2 separate regions of the Mus musculus genome follow, and region 1 is linked to region 2. The links are chromatin loops, found by intact Hi-C in ENCODE. Cell type or tissue: heart. All regions are shown on one strand.

Region 1 (8,000 bases), 88 kb after region 2:
CAGGAAGAATTTTTGACCAGATGGATAGTCAAGGACATATTCATTTAAGCCAAGTGGTTCAGGGTTTCAGGGTGTACGTACATGGTCACATGGCTCCAGAGATGCTTAGGAGAAACTTACATGACTTGGTTTACTATTAAATATCAGACACAATCCGGATGTGCAGCCAGGTAGTCAATAGTTAACAGACCTTCTATCTCATTCTCCAGATTAGTAAAATAAAGCCCAGTATCCCACAGGACCTTGTAATAACTTCAAAAGTAAAGAGTAATACTATACATTTCAGAGATTCTCCTCAGTCTGTCCTCGGCAGACTCCATCCGTAGAAAGCAGAACCATGGTGGTTGGTCATATATATGACAGTGGTATTGTCTCTCTTGAGACAATAAAAGGTGTTCAGTGGTTTTTGCCCTGACAAGAGGCTGGTCACATTGCCTTCTCTTGAATAACCTCTGCAATGGGAATGAGATTCAGAGGAGTAGGGTTTGGTACTTAGTAAGACAAAAGCTAGTTGTGTCTGTGTCAGTTCTTGTGAGAGACTCCATATGCAGAGATTGATGAATGTTTGGACTTGAGACTTCTAGAGAGTACAACAGGGCACACTGAGTTCTCTACTATTGCCGAGCAGAGATTCTGGCCTTCTAGTGGTTCCTGGGACAGGTGAGACTTATAATTCCTTAGACACAGCATGAATATATGGCAACTGAGTGCTTTACCAGGCCCCTTCTGACTGGAGTATGTTTTGGGGGACAAATATGCTGAATGCTGTCCTTGAGAGACCAAATTTTTGGGTTCATACTGCACCTTAGAGAACCTGACCTAAGTTTGAACTCAAATAAACTAACAGGCTAGAACCTAGCATTAGTTTTTCAAGTTACCCCCACCCCAACAAAATCCAAGGCTAGCTCCAGTTTCTAGGCTAACCCCAACAAATTCTGCATCTCCAGGTTAATCTCCCCCCCCCAAATTCACCTTTTCCAAATTAACCCCCAGCAAGTCTATCCTCTGCCTAACAACCACCAATGCAGAGCGAAGCAGAAGTTAACAGTATGGTTTGACTCCCAGCACTAGCCAATTATGTAAAAGGTCACAGTAGCACCCAAAGTGGTTGCTTGCCAGGCTAGAAACACTCACCCCTCACTTTCTCCTCTCTCTACAACCTTGCCCTAATGAATGTTCAGGAATTTTTCCTCCACCAGGAACCATCCTGTGGGTCAGTGGTGAGTCAAGCCCTAGCTAGCTCGAATGAAAGCCCTGGTGTGATTGTATCAGATAGGCTCTTGACTGGTCTTTCGAGGTACATGAACGTTTCCTGTCACAACATCCTGAGATACACAGAGCCTAAAGGCAGCCCATGGCAGCCCAAAGGAGCACAAGAAACAGCAGCTTCAGTCCAGTCCTCTCAGCAGGCAGACACCAGGCAAGAACCAACATCTGTGGCTCAATACTGAGGAAACTGCCAAGCTTGCCAACCAGCCTAAGGTGAGGATGCAGAAGCAGCAAACTTCAGCAGAAACCTCACGAGCAGTTCTTGGTGAGTTTCTCTGAATGGTGATATTACCACAAGTTGAGCTCAACAATGCTATGAATTAATACAAGCGTGTTGCTAGCGAAGAATAGTGAGGTAGAGCAAACCAAACTGATGCTCAGTGCTCGTCCCCACTGTCTGTGGAATCATATTCCTTTATCAAGGGTTCTTTTACATGTCTACTTTATCAAAACATCCTTTCACCTGTGTCTGCTTCAGGAAAACATTCTTCCACGTGTCTGCTTTAGCAAGACATCCTTTCACCTGTGTGCCCTAGCAAAACATAATTTGACATAAGTAACTTACAACAAAACTAGAAGTTTCCACTTCACTTGGGAAGCAGAGGCAGGGAGATCTTTGAGTTTGAGGCCAGCCTTTTCTGCAGAGCAAGTTCCAGGACAGCCAGGGTTACACAAATAAACTATAAAAAGGAAGAGAGAGAGAGAGAGAGAGAGAGAGAGAGAGAGAGAGAGAGAGAGAGAGAGAGAACAAAAGAAGGAAAGAAAGAAGAAAGAAAGGCCAAAATTTTTTTAATGAAATAACACATTTGTGAACATTTAATCAAAAGATTGTCCCAGACTGCTGCACATAAATACAATACTGCTTAGAAATCATCTTCATATTAATTTTAGAGCACACATCTGTATATATACATTTATTTATTTATTAAATTGATGTGGTGAATTTCTCATTTATCACACTTTAAAATTATTTTTTCTTATTTTTAATTATGTGTATGTGTGTGTCTTTGATGAGAAATGTTCAAGTGGATGAACCTGCTTAGATGCCAGAGGAAGTGCAGCCCTCTGGATCTGGAGTTTCAGGTGGTTGTAAGCTACTTGATATGGGTGCTGGGATTTGTGGTTGGCTCCTCTGAAAGAGCAGTCAGTGCTCTAAACCTCTGAATTACCTTTCATCTCACAAATATCTATGAAGACATGGTCCCAGTGTGTAGACATGACTGGCTTGGGAATCCCTATACAGGTCAGGTTGCCCTGGATACAGAGAGCACTCTAGCTCTGCTCCTGGAGCACTGAAATGAAAGGATCACACAGACATGCTTGACTAAGAGTGTGTTTGCCCAGAAAAAGTACCAACACCATTTCTGCCTCCTGTTGTGAAAAGTGTGAGGCAACATTCTGTCTCAAAACCCACTGTGTTTTTTGAAACAGGGTGTAACCATGCAGTTCTAGCTTTTTTGGACCTTTTTATATAGACCAGACTTGCCATAAACTCACAAAAGATCAACTTGCCTCTGTCTCCAAGATGCTGAGATTAAAGGTATGTTTGACCATGCCTGGCTCAGTTCCCATTATTGACACCAATTATGTAGTGTCCTGGCCGGTCTCTTCTAAGACACCCTCTTTTGACTGAGAGTCTATCCATGACATAAATTTAAAACTGTTTTAAAGGACACATAAACTTTTCTATGTTTGGATCAATCAGTAGAGACTGAGAAAATGTTATGAGACTGTTTGACCCTTGAAGAAATATTGTCTCTCTGGAAGGTCTGCACTTGGTGCTATGTGAGAGCTTGCAGCTGCACTAATCTTGGTCCTAAGACACTCCTAGCAAACCTGGAGTTCTTATTTTTAATTATGGCTAGCAGTGGTCAAAAGGGACTGAGATTTGTGTGGGTTGTCTCCTCTCATGAGCAGAAAGAGCAAGGTAACTTTGGTAGCTCGAAACTTTTTCATCCCCAATTAACTTGTATAGTTTGAATAAAATAGCTAGAGAGTGAACTAGCTAGAGGTCAGTCTTCCCTGCAAGGCTGTACCCATCTGGTCCTTGGAAATAAAGGCCTAGCATCTTGGTAAGCTTCTCTCTCTACCGTGGCACCTACAACCAACGTCAGTCAATACCACCTGGAGGCTGCATCTCCAGAACTGCTGCCTAACAATCAATGTAAGCCATCCACCTGCCTCAGCCCTTTTGAGTAGCTAGCTAACACAGCTGAAGAATGACAGGGCATCCAACTCAGCTATATAGTTTCAGGAAAGAATGCACAGTAGTGACAGTGTTTGTCACAAAGTACTTAGAGGATAATTTTAGATTTTCTGTGCATGTATAGTGTCAGGAACAGAGTTATGCCAATGTGACACACACTCAGAACCATGTACATCACGTGTTCAGAAAAGTCAGCCAGGTGTGTTGGTTTAAAAGAGTCATCCTCTCAAGTGGCATGCTGAGGCAGGAGGATTGCTGGGAATTGGGGTTTCAGATCAACCTTAACTACAGAGCAAGACCTTGCCCCCCCAAAAAATTAAAGTGAGTACATAAGTAGTTACTAAATTAATGAACAGATAAAACTGTTTTTTAGGAGTGGTTTAGCTAGGGCTCTTGACTTTCAGGCTCTTTTCAGTTTTATGAATTTCCCAAAAGGAAATCTTTAAGTCTAGACACTATCAAATAAATCCATGGAGATCTATCTGTTTCTTCCTCTGGAGTGATGGTATTATTAATAATGTGTGGAGTCTGTAAACACAAGGATATGTTTGCTTGCTTGTTTGTTTGTTTGTAGAATAAGGCTCTCTAGTGGCCCTGACTATCCTGGAATTCTCCATGTAGACCAGGCTGGCCTCAAACTGTTTTATGATTTTCTTTTATGAATGTAGGTGCCTTTACACTCAAGGCTCGGATGTTCACAAATTAGAAGTCATTTTGGTGCATTTTCCCTTTAGTGAGTATGGAGTGTTCTTCCCAGTCTCTTTTGATTACTTGTGGTTGAAATTTTACTTTTGTAGATATTGGAATGGATGCTATTTGTTCATTAGGTCCATTTGCATGAAAACTTTTTTTCAGCCCTTTACCTGGAGGTAATGTCTATCTTTGTTGTATACAGTAAAGTGTTGTGTTCTGTTTATGCTTCCATTCTGTTAGCCTGTGTGTTTTTTTTAATTAGGGAATTTAATTCATTGATGTTGGGAGATATTAATGGCCAGTAATTGTTAATTCCTGTTATTTTCATGTTGGAGGTAGTAATGTGTGTGTGATTCTTTTCTTTTGACTTTAGTGATGTGAAATTATTTATTTCTTGTATTTCTTGAGTGGAGTTAGCCTCTTTGGGTTGGATTTTTCCTTATAGTACCTTCTATAAGACTGGATTAGTCAAAAGATATTGTTTAAATTTGATTTTGTCATATAATGTCTTGTTTTCTCCATCTATGGTGATTGAAAAGTTTGCTGTGCATAGTAGTTTGGGCTGACATTTATGGTCTCTTATGGCCTGCAATACACAGCCTAGCTTTTTCTAGCTTTTAGAGTCTCTGTTGAGAAGTCAAGTGTAATTCTGATAGGTCTGCCTTTATGCGTCATTTGGCTTTTCCCCCTTGCAGCTTTTATTTTATTTTAAATATCTTTTTATTATGTATTTTCCTCAATTACATTTCCAATGCTATCCCAAAAGTCCCCCATACCCTCCCACCCACTCCCCTACCCACCCATTCCCACTTTTTGGCCCTGGCATTCCCCTGTACTGGGGCATATAAAATTTGCGTGTCCAATGGGCCTCTCTTTCCATTGATGGCCGACTAGGCCAAATTTTGATACATACACAGCTAGAGTCAAGAGCTCCGGGGTACTGGTTAGTTCATAATGTTGTTGCTATTCTCTCTACATTCTGTACATTAATTTTTTTATTATCATGTGGCAGGAGGATTTTTTTGTGGTGCAATTGATTTGGTGTTCTATGAGCTTTTTGTACTTTTATAGGTATCTCTTTCTTTAGGTTACGGAAATTTTCTTTTATGATTTCGTTGAAGATGTTTCCTGGGCCTTTTACCTGGAAATCTTCTGCTTTTCCTATCATTCTTAGGTTTGTTCTTTTCATGGTGTCCCAAATTTCATGAATGCTGCTTTGTGTGATAAACTTTTTAGATTTTGCATTTTCTTTGACCAGTTTTCCCATTATATCTTCTATGCCTAAATTCTCTCTTCCATTTCTTGTATTCTTTTGGTCATGGTTGTGTCTGTAGTTTCTTTCTTTTTTCTAGTTTTCCATCTCCAGGCTTCTACCTTTATTTCTTGTATTTCCATTTTCAGTTCTTGGACAATTTTATTCATATCCTCCACCTGTTCAATTGTGTTTTCCTGTGTTTCTTTGTATTTACTTGTTTCCTCTTTAAAGGACTCAACCTGTTTGAGTGTAGTTTCTTGTATTTCTTTTTTTTTTTTCTTTTGATTTTTTTAAGCATTCCACCACTCTTTTAATTTACTCTAACTCTGTATTTAGTCTTTGAAAAGGGGGTGGGTGGGTGAGTGAGGGCAGCAGGCTGGCCAGTGGGTGGTTGCAGCAAAGAACAGAAAACAATAACAAACCTTAGCTGTGGAGTGTTTTTAAAATGAGACCTAAATGGCTTGAAATTGAGGTCGCTGCTACCCTCCTGTAGTGGCTATTCCTGGTTGTCAACTTGACAATATTTGGAATGAACTACAATCCGGAATTGGAAGGCTCACCAGTGACCCTTATCTGGAGGCTTGGAGATCCTTATCTGGATCTTGGTTTGAAGATCTTGAGCCATAGTGGCTATGGATTCCAGAAGATTGAATCTCCCAGTTTAAAGAACACACCTTTAATCTGGGCTACGCCTTTCATCTGGGATTAAAGGTGTGGTGGAACACACCTTTAATCTGGGCTACACCTTCTGCTGGAGACAATATAAGGACATTGGAAGAAGGAAGTCTAGCTCTAGCTCTTGCTCCTTAGCCTGCTTGCTGCGTGAGACAGTAACTGCTAGATCCTTGGACTTCCATTCACAGCTGCGACTGAACCATTGTTGGGAATTGGGCTGCCGACTGTAAGTCATCAATAAATTCCTTTATTATCTAGAGACTGTCCATAAGTTCTGTGACTCTAGAGAACCTTGACTAATACACCTCCCCTTACCCTGTGTTTGGATGCTCCCGTTCCCTAATTGTGCCTCCCTTCCTCTCTTTGTGCCAGTTCTTTGCCCTGCTAACCAACTCATCAGTCACTCACTTTCATTTAGAGAATGATATCGCTCGTTTTCACAGCTCCCTGTCATACTTTCGCTTTGTTATTGTTGTTGTTGTTGTTGCCTAAGGTAGTCTGCCTGAGTCCAGTCCAGCAAGCATTCACTATGTTCGGGCAGGACAACAGGGACCATTTTTGCCACTCCGGAGAAATGGTGGGTACTCTGCTCCGTCCCCCTAAGCTAGGAAGAGCCGGAGTGAGTGAGTGCGGCAGCTCATGAGTGATTTGTTTTGGTTTGCATGGTTGATCAAGACCATTGTTGGGCGACACCTAGTGGTGACAAGTTTCAGCAAAGCTCCTGGTCCCCGGTTGATGACAAAGGACAGGGAAGTGCCTGTCGTGAGCCGGCCAGGGTGAAGGAGGCCCGGCCAAGCAGGCGGGTGCGTCCCAGAAATGGAGTTGTGTTATAGTATGGTCCCTACCTAGGAGGTTGTATGTGGAGCTCTAAGGGGGGCGGGGGAAGAGAAAGTTGCTGTACACCTTCTTGGGACAAATGGTAGGGCTGGTGGAAGCTTGATCAGGTCTACAACAGGGCTTAAGGACTTAAGCAGGAGATTTTTTTTTCTTTTGCTCCTGCTCCTGAGGTTTTTTTTTTTTCTCCTTGAGAACCCAGAGGGAGCTTTAGGGGACCCAACTCTGCTGGCTGTGCCTCAGGCTGACCAAACTGGGGAGGGATTGGTGGAGCAGATTTCCAAACTGGTTGTTCTTGGGGTCCTAAAGGCCTCCATAAGGACTCTGAGATGCATTCACAGTAGCCACAGCATCAGCAGTAGGTTCTTCTGCTCCTCATTGGTGGGAAGAAGCACTCAGTACATGTTCTCACTTGAGGAATATCCCTGCAGCTGCCTCCTATACATTACAATGCTTAGACCCATCTCTTGGCGGACATGGCGGAACTCTAGGTTCCATATTCACAATGTAAGTCACAGCTATGGTCACTCCCATTAAATCTTAAGTGTCTTCTTTATCTGGGGTTTCTGTCTTTTCCTCACCAGAGTCAGTTGTAGATTTCCATTCATTTCATCGATATCTATTCATATCAATCAGTCAGAAACAAAGAAAATAATACTAAGAATCAAGGAAACCAAGACCTGGTTCCTTGAGAAAATCAACAAGATAGATAAACCCTAAAGTCAAATTGAGCAAGAGACAGAGAGAAGGTATCCAAACAAACCAGATCAGTCAAGAAGAGGGAGACATAACATATGACACTGAGGAAGTTCAAAGAATCATTAGGTCTTACTTCAAAATCCTTTACTCCACAAAATTAGAAAAGCTTAATGAAATGGATGGGTTTCTAGAAAGACAGATACCACTTACCAAAGTTAAATCAGGATAGGTAAACTATGTAAACAGCTCCATAACCCTTAAAAAATTAGAACCAGTAATTAAAAGTACTAACGAAAAACTAAAGACAATTCTTTCTGTCCTTGTCTGTTTCTCTCACTCTTTAGATCCAAAGAGGTAACAACACAGACA
Region 2 (8,000 bases):
GATCTTACTCCCTCAGCTGTAGTGTAGCGTAGTCCTGTCTGTCCAGAAAAGGGAATACTCTTCTATGCCTCTGAATGTTTGAGCACTGGCCTCAGGTCAACTGCAGATCTGGAAATGGCCCTGTACTCAGTCTCAGCCATATTCACCTGTGATCTGGGAGCACTACTGCTTATCTAGGAACATGTCCAGTTCTGGCGGGATTCCTTCTGGATACCCAGTGGGATGCATCCCCATCTCTATATCTGTGTATAGGCCCACTATCAGTGACTTTTCTGTGGAACTTAAAGCAGTCCCCTGTCCCATAGCCAGCCTTACTGATAAATGGCAGGGGACTCTGGTTCCATCCATTTAAAAAGACATAAAGATCTGTGCTCAACTTCAAGTACCAGGAAAGAAACCTTCCAACTGCAGACCATATTACAGAGTCAGAAGCAGCCACGTGGAATTGATCTCAATTCCACGTGGTGATTTTGGAAGCAATCCATCAAACGGGGAGACCAAGAAGAGATGATCTTTATCTTCTAACAACTGCAGTTTCAACCACGAGGGAGAAAGAATTAACAAACTCAAACTCAAAAATCAATCAATTAGAGGAAACAACGGCGTTAAAATAAGGACAAGAAGCACAGGAAGCTGTAGTTCCATATTAAACACGTGAATATGCAAATTATCGGTGAGAACACTAGAAGTTTTGAGAGATAAGAGCAGAATACAAACACCAAAGGCGTGTTGCACAGAATATTTTGGTTAATAACAGACCACATACATAACCGTGTTGTTATAGGGTAAAATGAAGGTGAAAAATTCATATAATTCAGTAAACACACAGCTAAAGAAGATATATGAAAAGAAAATGGCAGGAGAAGAAGAGAGAGATCTACCAATTTCCTTAAAAAGTCACCACAATGATAATATACTTCACACTTGAAAAACATTTTGACTATTGTCACTCTCAGGAAATGCTAGCTGTCTCGGGGCATGGTTTTTCTGATTTAACCATAGTACAAGGTGTATGTGATGACATCACCTCGTACCCCACACCAAGGGCAAATCTCATGTGTCAGTTCCAGAAATGTTTGAAATCGTGACCTCAATGCTGACAAGGTTTCTTTGATGAAGAGGATTGCTCATGGAGTCCTATCTGCTTCAAGTGAATCTGTGAAGAAAACAGAGAAAACCTCAAGCAAATACCGCCATGTACTTCTGGACCAAGTGACAATTCCCTGAGAGGAGCTCCAGGGGCTTCTTCAGGGGGACTCTAGAGGAAGTGCTACATCACTGGAGTTGATTACCTGTGTGGATCGTTGCCTGAGAACGTCCAGTGAGCCATGATTGGTGTGGGGGGGGGGGGGCCGGCGGGAGGTGTGACCATCCTGACCATGTGTCTAAGTTTTTAATAAAAAAAAATGAAAAAAAAAGAAAAAAATTGAAAAGTAAAAAAAAAAATGTAAATATTGAAACTGGAAAAAAATCTTCCAGGGGAAATACATAGAGAATTATTTTTTTTTTATTTTGTGTTTCTTTTAAGCTAAGTGCTATTAAAAAGATGTAAAAAGTTTTTAAAATGTTTATAAAGTAAAAATGTTATACTACACTGAGGTGCTGAGTGAGGTATTGCATTCAGTGTAATACACTGAGTATTACAAAACAGATTTGATGTTGCTTGCATCTGCAGTGTTGGAAAGTCTTCAGGAGCCTACAGTGACATCCCAGGCCTTGGCAGCCACCCACAGTGTCACTGACTCAGAGCAACTGTGTTACTAAATGTGTCATGAATGGCAAACACCTTACAACAGTGTGCTATTTGACATCTCATACGTATATTTAGTGTAATTTTCTATTTGAAGTATGTTTAAGCTTATCAGCCCAAGTACTGACCATTATATTACACCTGCCTTCAGCCTTTAGAGTATTCTGCCCTGCTTTATAGCCAGGAGTGAGAGGCCACTTCCTGCATCCTCAATGTATAGTGGGTTACAGTGTCTAAGTTTGTGTAAGTATACTATGTGACGTTGGGACAAAGACAAAGTCATGAAATTATGCATCCTTTGGGTCTTATTCTCATGCTTAGGTGAAACATGTCTCTGGAACACAGTATACTTAACCTGTCAACAAGACCAAGGGAGTCTTGAAGCATTTGTCTCCCTGAGAGTAAACACCTATCTCACATAAGGCAAGGGCCACAGGATGCCAGTATACTTCTCAACAAAAACTCACATCCCTGGAAGAATAGGAGGGCGTCCTCAAAGGTTCAAAGGGAAAACAAGCAAGATAATAATACAATACCTGGCCAAGATGTCTTTCATAAGTAACAGAGATAAGGAACTGTATTTCATACAAGCACATTGATAAAATACTCTCCTATGGGAATAGCCTACAGGGAACTACTAAGTGGCAACTTTCAAGTTGAGATGTAGCAACATATGAACATTTAAAACTTAACAGTAAAGGTAATATAAATACATATCCATGGTCAAGGTACTCGGATACCATAAGTTAGAGCGTAAAGTCACCACTTTGAATGCTAGTTAAAATGGTAGAAGGGAAGTTAGTAAAAACAACTATGGCTATAATCATTAGTCAGTTGACACACACAGTATAAACAGAAGTAAAATATGATGTCAAGAGCATAGTTTAGGGCTTGATGCGAAAGCAGGGCCTCGTTAAAGGCAATTGAAATTAAGCATCTGTTACATGAAGTGAGCATATCCTAACTATTAGATATTTTATGTAAGCCTTGGGCTAACCAGGAAGAAAGATAAATCAGTAAGAGAGATACAAGGAGAAAGGAAAATACCACAAAGCCTCACTAGGAAGATTGTCACCAACCACAAAGGAAGCCCGCACTGTTAAAAGAAAGAATTACTAAATCCATTAACTGAACTTCAATAGCTGGTATCTCTAAAAATTGGCTATTTGAAGAATTATTTAAAATTTAAGAATTTCAATCCACTGATGTAAAAAATGTAATATGCACTTGAAATGCTTTTTTAAAAAAATAATGAGAATGTATTCACATGACAATGTAATGAACACCTGTGTACCAGCCATTCTGTCTAAAAATAAATAATTTATTGTTAAAAAGGGGGGGAATTAAAAGAATGCAAAACGAGATATGCCAATTTTCTGCTACTCTTACACAACGGATTATTTTACTTAGCATTAAAAGTAAAATCATAAAATTTGCGTGTATACTGATGGGGCTAAAGAAAAGTTATTTAAAGTGAGGTAACTCAGGCAGAAAGACAAATATATACTTGTATGTAGATATTAGCTGTTAAAATAATATTAACCAAGCTATTATAACCAGTAGAACTGCAAGAATAGGTATGCAGCAAGGGATTGGGGAAACATAGATCTCCTTGGAAAGGGGAATAGAATAGAGAGCTATGGATGAATGGTGAATGGTGGTGTGTGTGTGTGTGTGTGTGTGTGTGTGTGTGTGTGTGTAGAATGGAAGGATCAAGTTGGGGAAGGGTAAATAGGGGAATGAGTGACGGGAGATGGGGAGAAGACAGCTAAATTAAGGCCCATTTGATAGTATGGGGGCAATATAGTAGAAGCTTCCTAAAATATTTACATATATGAAGGCAACCTAAATGAAATCGCCAAATAATGGGGGAAACGGGGCCCCAAATGGACATCTCCACCCATATGTGCTAGCATCTTTGGTACAGGAAAGTATTATGTATGCGCAAAGGAAAACAGTAAAACACCAACCCAGCTACAACTCCTTTGATCTATGGTGTCCGCCAGCAAGCTCTGTTAGTACAATGGTGGCACGGAGCTTGTGAGAGTAACCAACCAGTATCTGATTTGACTTATGGACTGACACTCAAGCAAGCTCTGGCTCCTAGGACGTAGGCTCAGTCAGGTGACGCGCAGTCAGCAGGGGGCGCGCTCCCATTCACTGCTCAAGGATGCAAACCCAACGATTCCTTTCACTTTCGGATCTTCACGTCACTCTGACTGGGCATTCAACTCCACCCCCAAAATATTCCTCGAGACACAAATTCAAAACTGTGTAGAGCAGTTTTTTGTTTTTGTTTTTTTGTTTTATTAAGAACTTTTGCTTTTCATTCTTCATAGAGACAGAAAACTAAAACTACAAAGAGAAGAGAAACACCTGCCACCTGCGGGACAAGCAGAGAGTGGAGGCAGGAGAATTACTGTGGCTTTGGCTGGATTCTGAAATGGATTCTGCGAAGCTGGAGGGGCTCAAATGGGAGGGATAGCAGCCCTGCAGTGCGGCTCCCAGCTGCTCCTGTGACAGAGGAAGTTTGACCTTTTCCAGGACTTGTCCCAAAGGTCTACGGAATTTCTCTTTTGGACAAGAACGGACGGCAATGCTCCATCAATAAGCACTGTTCTGGAGGTCTGAAAAACTCAGTAGAAGGCACGTTGACTGCCACAAGATCATCCTATGTGCCTTGATTGGCCTTGAACGCTATAGTCTCTCCCGGGCGCTGGGAATAAGGCATGTGCTGGCATAGCCTGCCTGGGTTTCTGTTACCAATTACTTTAAGTCTGAGTGTATATGGTTATTAAGTTATTTCTCTTGACAGTCTTCTTTATCAATGGTTGCTGTTATATAGCGTGCATAATAGTATTTCTCTGCTTAATATGCTGTTTTGTTCTTTATTCTGTGAGGAAGATTCTTTCTTATTTTTTTTTTTCATCCATTTGACCATATATCTTACTCCTTGATTTATCTTAAAATTCGCCAGGTGCAATTAGTACTATTGAATGATTAACTAAAGCTCTCCACTGCACACCAGTTCTAAAGTCACAGTGTTAAAACACGGTGTCTTAGTTCAGGTTACCATTGCTATGATGAAACACTGTGACCAAAACGAACTTGGGGAGGAAAGGCTTTATCTGGCTACTGCATCCTGAATCTGTTGAGGGGAGCGAAGGCAGGAACTCAGAGAAGCAGGAATCTGGAGGCAGAGACTAATGCAGTCCACGGTGGAGCGTTCCTTTCTGACTTGATCCTCACAACCTGATCAGCATGATTTCTTAGAGAACCCATAGGAATTATTAGACACTTTCGGTGATGAGCAATAAGTGAACAGAGAACATGTTTACTAACCACACTAATAAATGAGATAATGTGGAAAATACTGTATTATCAGCAGGCAAGATGTACCAGAGGATAGACATGGGGGGAAATAAAATCAAATATTCCAGGAATGGCGGACACTAACAGAAAGCAATGTACGTTTTACTATCCTAGATGGAAAACCCTGGTAGAATACAAGATTGAATGTTGAAACATTTGTACTGAATGTACTTCAAGTCAGAAAGAAATAAGGTTAGGGAGAGGCTTAGTCCTCTGATATAAACATTCCATCATCAAAAGAAGAAACAAACTCAGAACTAAGAACCACACAGCTCTTGGTACACAGGTAAAGTAAAAACAAAACAAAACAAAACAAGAACAGCAAGAACAACGACACCAGCCCAGACATCAGTCAAAACACCACTAGTTTTTAGAAAATGTATATAGCAAGGATTAGAAATTAGTCATGAATAAATTATGCAAAAGACCAACACAAAGTCTGTAATGATTCATGAGGAGCCTAACAGTAATGTTTAAAAACAGAACTGAATTTGAAAAGCAAATACTTATTGAAGCTTATTGTAGAGTAATATTAATTAGCATATCAACAGGTTAACTATACTTTGGAAATTAAATAATTATTTAAATACAATGCTTTAAACGTTTGTGGATTCGTACTAATATGCCTGGTATTTGTTTTCAGAAAACGTATCTAAAGACAGAAAAAGAACCTTCTGGAGACATTAATCCACATTCTTCTCTAGGAGCCACTTCCCCAGATCCCCTCTCCCACCCAGGTCTCTCCCTCCATCTGCCTTCCATGATCACTCCATCTCCCTTCCAAGTGAGACTCAAGCACCCTTGCTTGTGCCCTCCTTACTGTCCAGCCTCTTTGGGTCTGTAGAGTATGGTATGGGCATCCTGTATTTTATGGCTAATACCCACTTATTCATAAATACATACCATGCATATCCTTTTGGGACTGGGTATCTTCACTCAGGATGATATACTCAAGATCCATCTATTTGCCTGCAAAATTCTTGATGTCTCTATTTCATTGCGTAGTTGTACCACATTTTCTTTATCCATTCTTCAGTTGAGGGACATCTAGGTTGTTTCTAGTTTCTGGATATTATGAACAAAGCTGCTATGAGCATAGTCTTTGTGGGATGTTGGAACATCTTTTGGGTATGTGCCAGGAGTGGTGTAGCTGAGTCTTGAGGTAGAACTAGTTGCAGTTTTCTGGGGAAAAAAAAATTGAATTCCAAAGAGGTTGTGCAAGTGTGTGTTCCCACCAGCAATGGAGGAGTGTTCCCCTTGTTCAACATCCTTACCAGCATGTGCTACAACTTGGGTTTTTGGTCTTAGGCATTCTGACAGGTGTAAGATGGAACTTCAGAGTTCTTTTGATTTGCATTTCCCTGATGGCTAAGGACTTTGAACATTTCCTTAAGTGTTTCTCAGCCACTTCAGATTCCTCAGTTGAGAATTCTCTTTTTAGCTCTGTGCCCCATTTTTAATTGGGTTATTTGAGTTGTTGGTGTTTAATGTTTTGAGTTCTTTATAAGTTTTGGATATTAGCCCTCTGTCAGGTACAAGGTTGGTGAAGATCTTTTCCTACTCTGTTGGCTGCCTTTTTGTCCTATTGACGTGTCCTTTGCCTTTTAGTTCCATGAGGTTCCATTTATCAATCGTTGATCTTAGAGCCTGAGCCAGTGGTGTTCTGTTCAGGAAATTGTCTCCTGTATATTATCAATATGATAAGCCACAATAACAGATAAAGTACAAATGAATATTTGTTAGTGTTACTTAACATTAAGACTGTCACTTTTAGCAAGATCTTACTAAAGCAAATGGTGATGATGTATGTGACATATCAGATTCATCAAGAAGAATCATTTCAAGATAAGCCCAGGCCTCCATCCTCAGCCTCTCTTGCAGCTCTGCTCTCCTTATTTCCATGATGACATCTCCTAGGCTTGCTCACTGTGTTTCTTTTTGCTAGAGATGTGCTCCCTGCAAGTATTTCCTTAAGGCCACTGCATGGGCAGATTCTTGTTCTCCCATCACCTGTGCTGAACAGGTCTCCAGGTCTTGTGTGCAGGAATGATAGCTCAGGACTTACTCTCCACATCCCATGCTCCTGTCTCAGTTCTCCCATCTTGTCTCTTGGTTCTCAAAAATCTGTTGTATGAAAACAAGTCATTAAATCTAGTTATGAAGCACAATATGGCCATACATATTTTCTGGGCAAGGTGATAGTATGGAGCTGCTTCATAGCATGTTTTCCATTATGTAATTGTAAAAGTTATGGAAATTACATTAAAATGATCACCAGGGAAAGTATATTGGAGGTCATGTCTGGAAGATGTTAAGCAGTCACACCAAGAGACAAGCTTATCAAGTAATCACCATTCCCCTCCCAGAGTCCACTTCAGTTTTAAGATCTGAAGGTCTCCTTGCTATTCTTAGATTTTCCCCAAATACACAGAGCACACGTGTCTGTCCCTATAAAACCTAAAAGTCCTTTACCTCTTCCTGTGCTCCCTTGAGGACTCAGACACAGGAACATTCATGTGAACAGGCTCCTCATCCAAAGTGATAGTGACAACTTTCTCCTGACCATAGAGTCAAGAGACAGGACCTGAAATCAGAGAGGAATTTGCAAGTAACAGCTTACTCTTAGTAGCTCATAGTAGGAGCTGATTAAACTCTAGGATTTTCCTTGGCAACTCTACATACAGATGCACATTGTCTTCCTCCCTTCAAAGTCCTGCTGATTCAAAGGGGCTGAAAGGTCAAGAGGCCCTAGATACTGAGCTATGCCCCCTATAAAACACAGATCTTACTCCAATAGGAATAAGAACTAGGTTATTCTGCATCAGTTAATAGTGACCATGGCCTGCTACATGGGTTTGTGTTACTCTATGTGGCATGG

What was found. A loop is a pair of places that touch in the nucleus more often than their neighbours do. Peaks named below come from ENCODE experiments on the same cell type or tissue, not always from the same donor. Only the 100,000 strongest peaks of a DNase experiment are listed, where the experiment ranks them.
Region 1: a loop joins it to region 2, with 5 times the contacts of the local background. A loop is called at or near these places in 14 of 42 quality-filtered maps.

The regions. Positions count from the first base shown.
Region 1 is chr4:88,634,353-88,642,352 of GRCm38, forward strand. No RefSeq gene overlaps it. Among named protein-coding and RNA genes, the nearest start is that of Pramel32, 4.2 kb to the left of the region's middle. In heart, a CTCF peak has its summit at 6,822 (motif pointing left); DNase peaks (open chromatin) are centred at 6,859 and 7,249; H3K4me3 peaks cover 555 bases.
Region 2 is chr4:88,546,473-88,554,472 of GRCm38, forward strand. No RefSeq gene overlaps it. Among named protein-coding and RNA genes, the nearest start is that of Ifna15, 7.8 kb to the right of the region's middle. In heart, a CTCF peak has its summit at 3,895 (motif pointing right); a DNase peak (open chromatin) is centred at 3,899; H3K4me3 peaks cover 736 bases; H3K27ac peaks cover 302 bases.